Regions from separate parts of the Homo sapiens genome. Here region 2 is linked to region 1. A link is a contact called in ENCODE Hi-C or POLR2A ChIA-PET data. All regions are on one chromosome and are shown on one strand. The core of a region is the stretch at or near the end of the contact, and the rest is flanking DNA. Distances in the headings are between cores, read along the strand shown.

What was found. Hi-C counts contacts between places; a loop is a spot of excess contacts on that map. ChIA-PET counts read pairs that join two places held with the same protein, here RNA polymerase II (POLR2A).
Region 2: a map of PC-9 shows a loop between it and region 1 (5-fold over the local background). The contact joins two enhancer-like sites. A Hi-C loop is called at or near these places in 2 of 168 maps with a recorded cell type or tissue (PC-9 and ovary). POLR2A ChIA-PET finds 5 or more read pairs at or near these places in 1 of 52 experiments (PC-3).

What each region holds. Positions count from the first base shown.
Region 1 is chr18:50,093,608-50,099,798 of GRCh38, forward strand. All of the region lies in intron 1 of MYO5B (myosin VB), which reads right to left. Among named protein-coding and RNA genes, the nearest start is that of MIR4320, 30 kb to the right of the region's middle. RefSeq lists an enhancer at 6,187-6,191. Within about 2 kb of position 3,549, at least 11 of the 41 ENCODE cell types and tissues checked have a DNase peak (open chromatin) inside an H3K27ac peak, as active enhancers do; they include PC-3 and PC-9, where a contact is called at or near this core.
Region 2 is chr18:50,159,220-50,165,410 of GRCh38, forward strand. All of the region lies in intron 1 of MYO5B (myosin VB), which reads right to left. Among named protein-coding and RNA genes, the nearest start is that of MYO5B, 33 kb to the right of the region's middle. Within about 2 kb of position 2,777, at least 4 of the 41 ENCODE cell types and tissues checked have a DNase peak (open chromatin) inside an H3K27ac peak, as active enhancers do; they include PC-3 and PC-9, where a contact is called at or near this core.

The DNA of each region.
Region 1 (6,191 bases), core at 2,299-4,798:
ATAGGAGGTCAGCACCAGATACAGGTCACAAAGACCTTGCTGATAAAGCAGGTTGTGGTAAAGAAGCCAGCCAAAACCCACCAAAAACAAGATGGAAATTAAAGTGACCTCTGGTCGTCCTCAGCGCTCATTAAACACTAATTATACTGCGTTAATATGCTAAAAAAAAAAGAAAAAAGAAAAAGAAAGACACTCCCACCAGTGCCATGACAATTTACAAATGCCATGGCAACTTCAGGGAGTTACCCTATATGGTCTAAAAAGGGGATGAACCCTCTGGTTCTGGGAATTGCCCACCCCTTTCCCGGAAAACTCATGAATAATCCACCCCTTGTTTAGCATGTAATCAAGAAATAACCATAAAAATGGCCAACCAGCAGCCCTTGGGGCTTCTCTGCCTTCGGAGTAACCACTCTTAATTCATTTACTTTAATAAACTTCCTTTCATTTTACTCTAGATTCGCCTCGAATTCTTTGTGTGAGATCCAAGAACCTTCTCTTGGGGTCTGTATCAGGACCCCTTTCCAGTAAAACAGTCTTCCATGGGAATCCTGTAGCCACTAATATGTAGTAGACTAACGGGTTGATTTGGAAAGATAATCATGGTATATTAACCAAAAAGCACAAGTTACAAAATGTTATAGTATAATCCTTGTGTTTAAAAAACAATCTATGGATACACTGTTTAAGTAAGCAAAAGGCTGTACTAGACAGGTTCACATCAAAATTGAGCAGTGTAACTCTGAGCAGGTGGGCTTAGAAACAGGGAGGGGAAAATGTGGTTTAAAAAAAAATGCTAGAATTATGGACGACACTTCTTTTTGGTGTTCTCCCAGTTTTCTTAAGTACTGAGTTTTTTTTTGTAGTTGGAAAGAATTTAAAACCTCAAGATTTCATAATGAAACACAGAAAGGAGTAGTTCATTCTCAAAGAGAAGAAATAAGCCATCGAGGAGAAAAATGCAGAAAATGCAGAAATGACCCTTGAGCTACACTGCTGCCCCATGGGAACATTTACCAAACAAGGGAAAAAACCTATATGGAGACCAGTGTTGCTTTTATCAAAGACAACAGAGATTTGGGTAACTCTGGTGTTTGTAGATCTCCTCATCCATAAACCTGGTACATAACACACTGATGTGGTCCTGACTCTTTGTGTAGCCATTAGGCCACTAAAAACTGAAACCAGGATCTATTGCCTATGGACTTGCTCAGTAATATAAACCTGTACATTTTTTTTTAAAACAGTCTCGCTCTGTCACTCAGCCTTGAGTGCAGTGATGTGATCTTAGCTCACTGCAACCTCCACTTCCTAGGCTCAAGTGATTGTCATGCCTCAGCCTCCTGAGTAGCTGGCACTACAGGCGTGCACCACTGCATCTGGCTAATTTTTTTGTATTTTTAGTAGAGACAAGGTTTTGCCATGTTGGCCAGGCTGGTCTCGAACTCCTGGCCTCAAGTAATCCACTGACCTCAACCCCACAAAGTGCTGGGATTACAGGTGTGAGCCACCACAACTGGCCGAAATCCATCAACATTCCCTGCACAACCTTTCTCACAGAGTATCCCCTCACCAACGATCTTGAGTGCAACCATTTCAGAAAAATGTGTTTCCACTGAAGTATCTTCTATTGTCATAGTTGGCCTGACAAAGCCATTTATTTATCCTTAGGAACTGATGCTTTGGTATAGCTAGTAATTCCACCCATGAAATAGAAGTGGATGTAATTCCCTGCATTTCCCTCCTCTACACAGCAAGCCGTGCAGTTAACCTGTGCATTCAAGGGACTGAAGCAAGATCTCATAAAACTAAAAAGTTTAATCACCGTGACATTTCTGCTTCTCCACTAGATACCTGGTACTTGCTTAAATCATGAAGCAGGCACATGTGCTGGGGTTCAGAATGAGAGTGGTTCTGCTGGGCACTCTTTGTGGGATGCACACATGGGTGGGTGTGTCTGCACTGAGCCCTTAGACACACCTAAGCCCAGCCCCATTGTGAATAAGGATGAGCATGTGTGAGCCTAGCTGTCTTTCAGGAAAGAGTCAGAAATCAGTTAATGGATACAGTTAAGTGAACGAGACCCATGCGCCTTGGGATGGCCAGCCACCTACTCTAACCACCCATGTGAGAAATGACTACAGTGCAGGGAGCCTCACTCATGAACACATCCACCAGAACTTAGACACTCCCATATGGGTCATGCCACTGAAAGCAATCTTTTAAGAGCTTCTACAGGAACCACCTTCAGAGCTTCTTTGCTTCCAATATCCTTAGAGATGAAAGTGTTACATCTTTGGAGAGGGAACAGAATTATTTGAAAGTCAAATGTGAGTCGGTCCCAAGTTTGGTGAGCAGGTAGGTCAATATCACCCACCTCCCAATCCCAATTCACTTCTGCTACCAGGGCATTCTCCCAGTCACCAAGCTCAGAACTTCGAAGAAAACTGTTCTGCCATATCTCACCATGTCTAACTAGGGGGACCAAATCATTTACTGTCCAAACCAGGACACTTCCCATATATGAAAAGGAGGCACATTTAACCTTATGTTGAACCACATTAAATAGCCACATTTGGCCATTTTTGACCTAAAGAAAGGCAGCTCCATGATTCACTTATGCTGAGACACTGGGCTGCAACTAGGCATTTTGGGGAAAACAAGGATTGTGTGCTCACCCAACATCCAAGCCATCCCCAAATCCTTTCAACATCTGCTTCTCACACCAAATTCCCCCCTTTCCCCCTCTGAAGCATTCTGACTCAAGTGTTTGCTCTTTACTTTTTAAATTAGGCTGTGAAGGCCAAGGTTGTCTTGCCTTCAGCCTCTCCCCCCTCCAATCCATCCCACCAAGAGCTAGAAGATCCCTCTTTCTAAAACTTAGGTCTGGCTATGTCACTCCGTGTTCAAGAAGGATCACTGTGGCTCCCAGAGCCTCCTGGATCAAGGTCACACTTCTTAGTCTGTATTGAAAGCCATTGAGGCTGATCTCCACTGGTCACCATTTCCATCTCTCCTTCATCCTAACTTCTACGATGTACCCACTTGCCCCAGCACCAGTCTGTCCACTGTAAATAAGCACAAGTCCTTTCCTACTTTGTTCACAATACATACTCTTAAAAAATCATCATCACCGTCATCATCAAACCCCCTTTGCCCTGCCTTGCATTTCTATTTCCTCTTCTCAATGTCTCTCCCCAGTGTCTTCCTGCTGGAGCTCCCTAGGTCCAACACTGGCTTCTATGCTGGCTCCTCAGCATGGCTACAATATACCCCTACCTTCAGACAACGTCTGCTCCCAGCTCCTGCGGGAGACAACACCTGGGCCAGCAGACCTGCCAGCCTCACCTGGCATCCATCCACAGGGTCAGTGCTTATGCTGGGCCTGGCTCCACCTATGAAGGGAAACCAACACTGCAGCATGCATTGTCAGTCCAGTGAAATGACTTCATTTCCCAGGCAAGTCCCCAGATTTTCAACACTGCTGTTGATATGGTTCCCTTGTCCTTCCTCCCCTATCTTTCTTCTCAAATCCTCCCAGTCTTTCATTGCTGGTGTCTTCCCTGACTTTCCTCCCATCCCCATTCCCCACAGATGTCATCACTCCCACCTCCGCATCCCTAGAATTGATCTCACCTCTCTTGTGACAGGCCAGTGCATGCTGGCTTGTGCTAGTGTGGCTCACATGTGCATCTCAGCCAGACTGCAGGCACAGTGAAGGCAGACACCCTGCCTTACCATTCTTTTGATTCCCAGTCCAAGTTCACTATGTGGTCCATCAAAAGTCCTCAATAAAGATTTAATTGTACTAATAAAACTTGTTTGGGCCACATATAACATAAAATGGCTTTGAACTCAACCATAAGAGAAGTTCCAAACTTCTTGAGAAATCGCGGTGTTATTTAAATCATTGTCCTAAGGTGACTTCACTGAACAACAACACTCATTTAGATGTGTAAGTTCTGGTCTGTTAAAAATCATCACTCTGCAGCAGCAGCAGAATGTAGGGCTTCCTCTCCAGGCAATAAGCATGATGGGTATGTCGACCTCACAGGCAGAAAGTTCCAGGTTCTGAATAAGTAGTCATCAAATGACACAAGCCAGTGCTTAGGGAAGGATGGTAAACTTCTGTTGCAAGTCCCAAGCCTCTCGGGGCCTACAGGCAAACCCTGACTGCCCATGAAGCAGCCGCAGGTGCCAAAGGACCCACTGCCAACAAGGAAATGAGGGCAGTGGATCACACACCCTGGTGAAACTGAGGAGGAGCAGAGAATGAAACAGGAAACTGGAGACAGCATGACTTCAGACCAGCAAAGAAAAGTCACCACCCTGGAAACTAATGCTCTACCCTAAACAAAGAAACTACACACTGCTTTTTGCCAAAGAGGCTAGTGGTATGAGTCAGGAAAGGACAAGAATGACCAACTTCTCACACCCTGAACCACATTCAAAGTCTAAGCCAAGAGAGCACCTCTGGAAGTCAGAGTAAAGAATTCCCTTCGAAATAAAATATTTGCTTTAACATTTACTCCACAATATAACTTGCTTATATCCAACATCCTCCATCAAGCAGGTCAGTTTGTCTACTTACTTAGGGGTATACTTCAACAACAGTTAATACCAACAGATTCGTGGAAACACTATGTTACTTAAAATCAGGTTTTTTTTTATCTTATAGGTGTATTGTTCCAATTGTTTAAGGGGCAAGGTGTAAACTAGCAATCGTTGCTTTGGAGTTACAGGCTCCAAACTTAGTTGCCATGTTCTATGGATTCCAATGAAGTTATAACATTCATATTAGATGTCCTAAAGAGTCCCATCAAAATCAATACCAAAATATCTACTGGTTACTAGGCTGGCTGTGAGGAAGCAAATACACAACAAGGAAATAGACTGCCTTAACTTCAAGTAGCTTACAAACTACAACTTAGCTTTGAAAAGGTAAATGTCCAACTGTGTGGTACAGATTGGAAGCACAGTGGCATGGGGACTGGATTAACTGGGAAAGGCTTGCAGAGATGGTAGGATTTATGCAGAAGAAAAAGAAAGTCTTAGAAACAGAAATGAAATAACATAGATAACATGGACAATGTAGTAAGCTCCTCTGTATCATCAATGTAATGACTCCAATACATGCTCTTGGAGCATAAGCAATCCAGGTACCAACAGTGGTCAACTGAGCAGCTGGGAAAGAAACCTTCACCAAAGGACAGCAGTTCAGATGATGGAACCTCTGATCCTTGCAGTCCAGCTCCTGTAATCCCAGAAGAAAACCCTAAGGATGCCAAGGCCACCAGCTTCCTAGTCACCTCTGTCAACACCCAGCCCCACTGTCAAAGTTGTAAACCTTTATACTCCCCTGAATGAATCTGAAGAACAGATTAAAACGGCCTTTATATGAATGATCCAAGCACAACTACAAGAGCTGAATGAGTCTCAGCAACTGCTTAGAGGCTTCAAGCACAAGTTGCCTTTTTTTCTTTCCATTTAATTCATCTTCTGACCATGAATTCAATCCGCATCCAAGCTTGTCTCAATCTGGAGTTTCTTAAAGTCTGAGGATGCACATTTCCAACCTAAGACACAACAGTGTTCATATCTTTTGTACCTACTGTTCAGAATAAGAACAACTGATACAATAAAACCCAAAACACCTGAAACAAAAAAGGCATGTCAAGCAATAATGAGAAGTAGGTTTGGACAGGTAGAGTGGGACAGGATCATGGAGGCTTCTCAACACAGGCAGCTGTTTGATGTTCCAGAGTGGATAAGTGACACAGGAAGACTGTGCTTCAAGGATACTTAGCAACAGTGGGACACACAGTAGAGACTTAGGGAACAGGAGGAACAGAAGTCTAACAAGATGCCATGGTTCCTTCCACTCCCAAAAGCCTGGCTTAGATGCAAAGCCAGCCAGTCAGCCAGCCTTGTAAGTAAAACGTAGTTGATTCTTGGGGTTCTACTACCAACAGGCCACCACAGAACACAAGGATCTTACTCTAAGTGAGACATTCTCAATTAGGGGTGATTTGGGCCCCCAGGAAACATATGGCAAGGACTGGAGCTTTGAGCTGCTTTTAAGTGGTGGGGATGAAGTTCCACATAATTTCAGCAACCATCTTTACATGAATTTGCAGAATAGTTAGCTGAGAAATACACGGTATCTTGTACTTATGTTCCCCCTGTAAAGC
Region 2 (6,191 bases), core at 1,527-4,026, 65 kb after region 1:
CTAAGAAATCATGCAAAGGTTGAAGCAACTGATTTACGCCCCCGCCAACTGCCACCCCTCTGCCATCAAAGAAAATATGCTTTCCTCTACTTTCTAACTCTGATATTTGATTATTTCAACCCCTGCAGAAAATCTCTCAGATACCAATCCCCTGGCATGTTCAAGGAGCTTTCACATGTTTATTACCTTCTTCAACCCTCACACCCATCTTTCCCAGGCTGGGCCTAAATATACAACCCAGGAAACTCAAGCTGAGAGACGTTAGTGACATTCAGTCACCCACGGGAGAGCAGTCAACTAAAGCTCCCAGCTCCAGGTGCTCTGCAGCCCCCAGGCCACCGTGCTTCTCATGCTCACAGTGGCTTTCTCTGCCCACATCATGTCAAATCCCAAATCCTCCCCCACAGACTTGTCTCCCAACTGTCCCAAAAGGAATCTTCTATTCTAAGAAAAAGTCCCTTTGCCATCCCGCACCTCCAGGCCTCTATGATGCCCCACGCCGCCAGCAACCAGCTCCCCTCTCTCCCAGTGTTTGTTACTCAAGGTCTTCACGTTCCACTGTTTAGTCTCCTCCTGCATCCTCCCCAGCACCCCCACGCCACTGATATCATGCTGCACATTCCGTGTGGCACTGCCTGTGCTGCTGCTGCCCTATCCAAGACTGAGCTTCAGATGGCAGGAACCCTGCTGCCCAACCCTCACCCTCCCTTGCAGAACAGGCACAGGCACACAGACGCTCCACATGAACAACGTAGCAACACTGGATCCTGGAGAGTCACAAGTTGGACAGTACTCACGCAGACGTGATGGCATGGCCAGGGGTGCAAATGGCTCCCCTCTGTCCATGGGACCACATGCTAACACGCACAACGTACCACAGTCAACACTTCCCAGCGGATGATAAAACACCAAGCAAGAATATCCACCGTAAGCATGGAAGCAGAAACAACGGGGCTGCCCGGGTGCACCTATGACCCTAACGTAGGGTCAGTGAGGGTAGCTGCTCTCTCGAAAACTCTATGTGGGTGGCTTTTCTTAATGTTCTGCTGTCATCTGCAGAGGGCAAGGCTGTGGAGCAGACTCTCTAAGGTCAGAGGCCACAGCTGGAGGATCTCAGTATTGAAAGGAGCCTTACAGATGGATCTTGGGTAAAACCCAGTTCTCTATCAGATGATGGAAAGCAGAGGTTCCCTGACTCGGGGGTTCTGTGGACCAGTTAATATTTACTTAATTTCAGAGACTATCAGCAACATTCTCCACAAGAACAGACATTTTAACTGCCCCCCAAAGTAAGGACTTCAGAAAAGGACAGTCCTCCAGCCGACTGTGTTCCTGGGGACAAGCCACAGAGCTGGCACACATTCCCCATGAAAGGTCAGGTAGCCATATGTGAACACCTCCAGCAATGAGAGGGTCGGGGGGTGGCTTGGGGGGCCACTCTGGGTCACCTGAAACTTGTGTCTTCAGATTGAGCTAGAATCCATCTCCCTGAAACTTTCACCCACTCATCCTAGTTGTGACCGCTGTGAGAGTAGACACAATCCTAGGGCCTAGCCCAAAGGAAATCCTCAGCACATATCAACTCCCCTAGTCCCTCCACTCTCGATTCCCTACACAGTTCAGAACTGTGTGGAGACTGCATTCCTGTCCAACACCCACCCCTCAGCCACCAGCAGCCCATTCTGAGCTCATTCTCTCCTCAGAAAAGCCCTGAAACACTGCGGCCATTCTCCCACGTTAATTTCCCAACTCCCGCCCTGTCCTGGGCTCTCAAGGCCACCCTCAGCTTGTGTCCTCCTTGTAGTACAGGGCTCAGTATTGGGGGCTGGACACAAAGCTCAAAGTTGCAGTTGTCCCTTGTGGAGCTCACAACCTGGCTTAGAAAAAGAGATTAACTCACATTAAACAATGAAGGACAATTCAGGAGCCCACGGCAGGCAGATCACCTGAGGTCAGGAGTTTGAGACCAGCCTGGTCAACATGGTGAATCTCCACCTCTGCTAAAAATACCAAAATTAGCCGGGCATGGTGGCACATGCCTGTAATCCCAGCTACTCAGGAGGCTGAGGCATGAGAATCACTTGAACTTGGGAGGTGGAGGTTGCAGTGAACCAAGATAGTGCCACTGCACTCCAGTCTGGACAACAGGGCGAGACTGTCTCAAAAACAAACAAAACACACAAAACCATGAAGGACCGCTCCCCTCTAAGGGAGTGGGGGGACTATACCTAAACACCAAATTGTGACTAGACCCCAGACACTGAAGGAATTTAGAGGAAATGGGCAGAAAGGACTAGGGTTTCGGGGCGGGGTGGGGGGGCACAGGAGTCACTGCTCTTACCACATTCTCTCTTCCCCTGAAATATCAGAAGACAACATGCAGCCCGACCCTGCTAGCTACAGCCACTACCTCCGTCTCCCTCAGACCCTGAAGCAGAAGGATCAGTGACCCTTAGAAAGCATCCTCCAAGACAATCAGGTTCTAGACAGAGTCCCCACTATGGGGCAACCAGGAAACATGGACAAGAGTCCCAGGTTCCTGAACACTGCAAAACACAACTCTAAGGCAGGAGCCCCTCCCTGCTGCCCTGAAGCAAAGTCAGGGACTGTGACAGCCAAAGCAAAGGCAGAGGGAGAAAGCTGCTAGGGGAAAAACAGCATGAGTTTTTGAGAATTCAAAGATGCCCCATTCAGGAAGCTGGGGAGGCTGAGGAACCTAGCCAAAGGCAGGGCCACCAGCTTTTTGCTAAACTGGTTTGGCATCCACTTTTTTGTTCATGGAAGTGGTTACATAGGTACCTGCGTGCAACGCAGATGGCCAACAGCCACTCCCTCAGTAGTGGTATTTCCCAGAAGGCAGGGAAGAGGTCTGTCTTGCAAGATGAGGTCACTACATTCTCCAATTCCCCTGTGCTCCAATCTTAAAGAAAAAGCTATTTCTCAAACTGTTCTGCATGGCCCAAACTCAGTCTTCAAATGGGGTTCTAAAATGTATTTCTGCATATCAACATTCTCCAACAGCAATATAGTGTGAGGAAAGTAGCCTTCAGAATCCTGAACCATCCCTCCCTCCCTCCCTACCCACAAGCAAATTCCTGCCAAGTGCTAGCATATTTTCAAAACATCATTACCACTCCTGATAGGAATCCCGGCGCCCAGTTTTTGATACCAAAAGTTAAGGGAAGCAGTAAAACATCTAATTTGTTGAAAAATTTGGAAGGACTGTGCTGATCTACCAGCAAGTTCAGCCTCCTGATAGACAACTCTTTTCTTCAAAGAGCGTATTTTCCATGAGATTGCCAACGATGCTTGGTCACAGCCTCCTGTAACTGATGAGGGGAGAGAACACCAGAATGTTGGCTCATCAGGACATCTTTGGCATATTCCAAAAGCAAACTGGGCGGCCCTGAGCCCTCGACCACATCACATTATCCACTAATGCACATTTCTTCACAGTGCTGGCACTGAGGCACATCAGATATGATCATCAACTGTTTACACAGAATCCACTGCCTCTAAGTGCTGCACTGTGCCAACCTTTCTGAGGCAGCACCATCTGCAACCCAGAGGTCAGCACAGTACTGCCCAAAAAGATCAGGCAACAAATCTTTCAGCTACACAGCACCTCACAGCTGATGCCTCCCCATCCCGTCCATTCCAGCCCTGTCACAGCGGCATCTCCCTCCCACATTCCAAGCTACTCGGAGCCACACCTATCAGCTAAGCAAAGTGTCCTTGATGGAGACCTCCTTTTACAAACTGGTTGAGGCAGTCATGTTTTACATTTCAATGATTTTTGTTTGTGTTCATGCAACTGTAGCTAATAACAAAAATGACTTCGTGAAGTATAGTACTATCAGCAGATCTTCTGAAATGAATTGCTACCAAGGTTGCCAGCTTTCCAAGACACAAGATGATTCATGACCTCATGTAGACAGACCTCCAGTGAATGCAAAGCCCAACCAAGCCTGCTAATATTTTTTCCTTTTTCCTCCCCATACTGCCACCTCATCACTCTCCAAAAGGGAAAAAGTCATGCACACGAATTAATCCACCCTGACATACAGAACTTGCAGTGGGGAGAGAGCTCGGCTCGTTCATGTCAGGGTGGTACCCTCCACTCTCCCAGGAGAGGGGCAAACAAGGGCACCATTCATGTTCCAGTTTTCCCCTCCATCACCACATCAGCCCAGCCCTGCAGATTTCATAAGCAATGGCTTTTTACTTTTTCTACCTGTCACGTTAAGGAAGAAGGGAAACCCCTGGCTGCAGCTCTGGGCAGAAACAGCATGAATCTCCTGGGGCACACAATCTTAGTTTCTCCTCCTATCTTATTTCAATACCATGAGGCCCCACCAGCAGCCCAGGTGCTGGATACTGTGGGAAATTTTCTGCAGTGCATTCCTGATAGCGTCCATGAGCAACTTCCCTAACAAAGGTAGTCTCTGGGCCAGAGTCTCCTAAAAACAAGTTGGGCAGAAACAGCTTCATTCAGCAGAGACCAGCTGCTTCTCACAAACCAGACTTGTTCAAGCTGCACCAGGACCCCATGGAGCTGGCCCCTCCCATGCCTGCCTGGACTCCAGGTGATTATTTTGCTGGCAGTAACAAAAGAGGAGAAAGCACAATCATTATGCAAATGTTAATTTGCTCTGAGATCCCAAATGACAGTTCAGGTGACTTCAAACATCCCATCCATGTCTAAATCCTAATAAACTTCATGTTTTAGCCATTAGGTAGGAATGTAATTCTATTTAAAAGAAAAATATCAAAAATTGTTCAAGTTATCAGAGGTACAACATTACAGGCAAAGAATATTTCAAGGGAATTAAGTGTCTCTTTTCTGCATAACATAAGGTGGTTTTTAGTGCTGGTTTTAGACAAGGTAGCTATCCTGATGCAGGAGTCAAAGACTACAGAAGCTCCCCACACGAACCTCTTAACTTACATCATCAGGAGACTCGCTACTCCAACTTTGGGCGCCTTTCGCATTATTGTTTGTACTTTAGTGATCTTTATGTAGTAGTGACTCAGGTCTCATTTCCACTCTATTTCAGGCCTCCTTAAGTATATGCCTTGTTATGGGTGGCCTTCTCTTCAAATAGAGCAAGCCATCCCAACCTGTCTAATGACATTATTTTGTCAAAGCTGCTAATCCATCTACCAGTTATCCATGAGATAGAGTCTACTGAGAAAGACACACACCAACACAGCGTAACTGACATCTGTGACCATCCCCCCACTTTACAGAACTTCTGTTTAAGGGAAATGCCCCCTTGATAAGGTATTCACATACATTATTTGGAATCTGTGACTCAATGTCTCCCTGGAATTAAATCCATTTAATTAAAAAGAAATTTTCAAATTGTGATTTTTTTTTAATCAAGTGTCAGGATACATGTGCAAGATGTGTAGGTTTGCTACATAGGTAAATGTGTGTCATGGTGGTTTGCTGCACCTATCAATCCATCATGTAGGTATTAAGCCCTGCATACATTAGCTATTTGTCCTGATGCTCTCCCTCTTGCCACCCCTCCAACAGGCCCCAGTGTGTGTTGTTCCCCTCCCTGTGTCAGTATGTTCTCATTGTTCTCTGATGCTTCTTAAAAATTGGGTTTCTATCATAAGAGTAAAATAGAAAATGTCCCTTCTTGGAGCTGAAGTTGAGTTAAGAAATCTCAAGACTGGGAGTGTATTCAGTGTTGACACATTATCACCCTCAACAGATCACTTTGTGGAGGTCCCACCAACGCTCTTCTTTCTGGAGGAGTTCGCAGCTTATTTGGTATCTGGCAGGGCTTTGGAGCATCTATATATGCTGGGCACAGGCCCCTCACTGCAGCTGGGGGAAAATCAACAGAGAATCAAGGGTTGACCTGCAGGTTTACAAGTCTGGAAAGTTAACTAGTCATCAACTCAGGGGAGAGATGCATCTACCAGAATGCCACTGATTAACACTTTTAAAATAACCTGGGCCAGGCACAGTGGCTGGCTCATGCCTGTAATCAATCCCAGGACTCTGGGTGGCTGAGGCAGGAGGATCACTTGAGTCCAGGAGTTTGAGAACAGCCTGGGCAACATGGCAAAACCCCATCTTTACCAAAAATAGGAAAACTAGCCAGGCACGGTGGCAGATGCCTATGGTCCCAGCTATCTGGGCTCAGGTGGGAGAATCACTTGAGTCCAGGTAG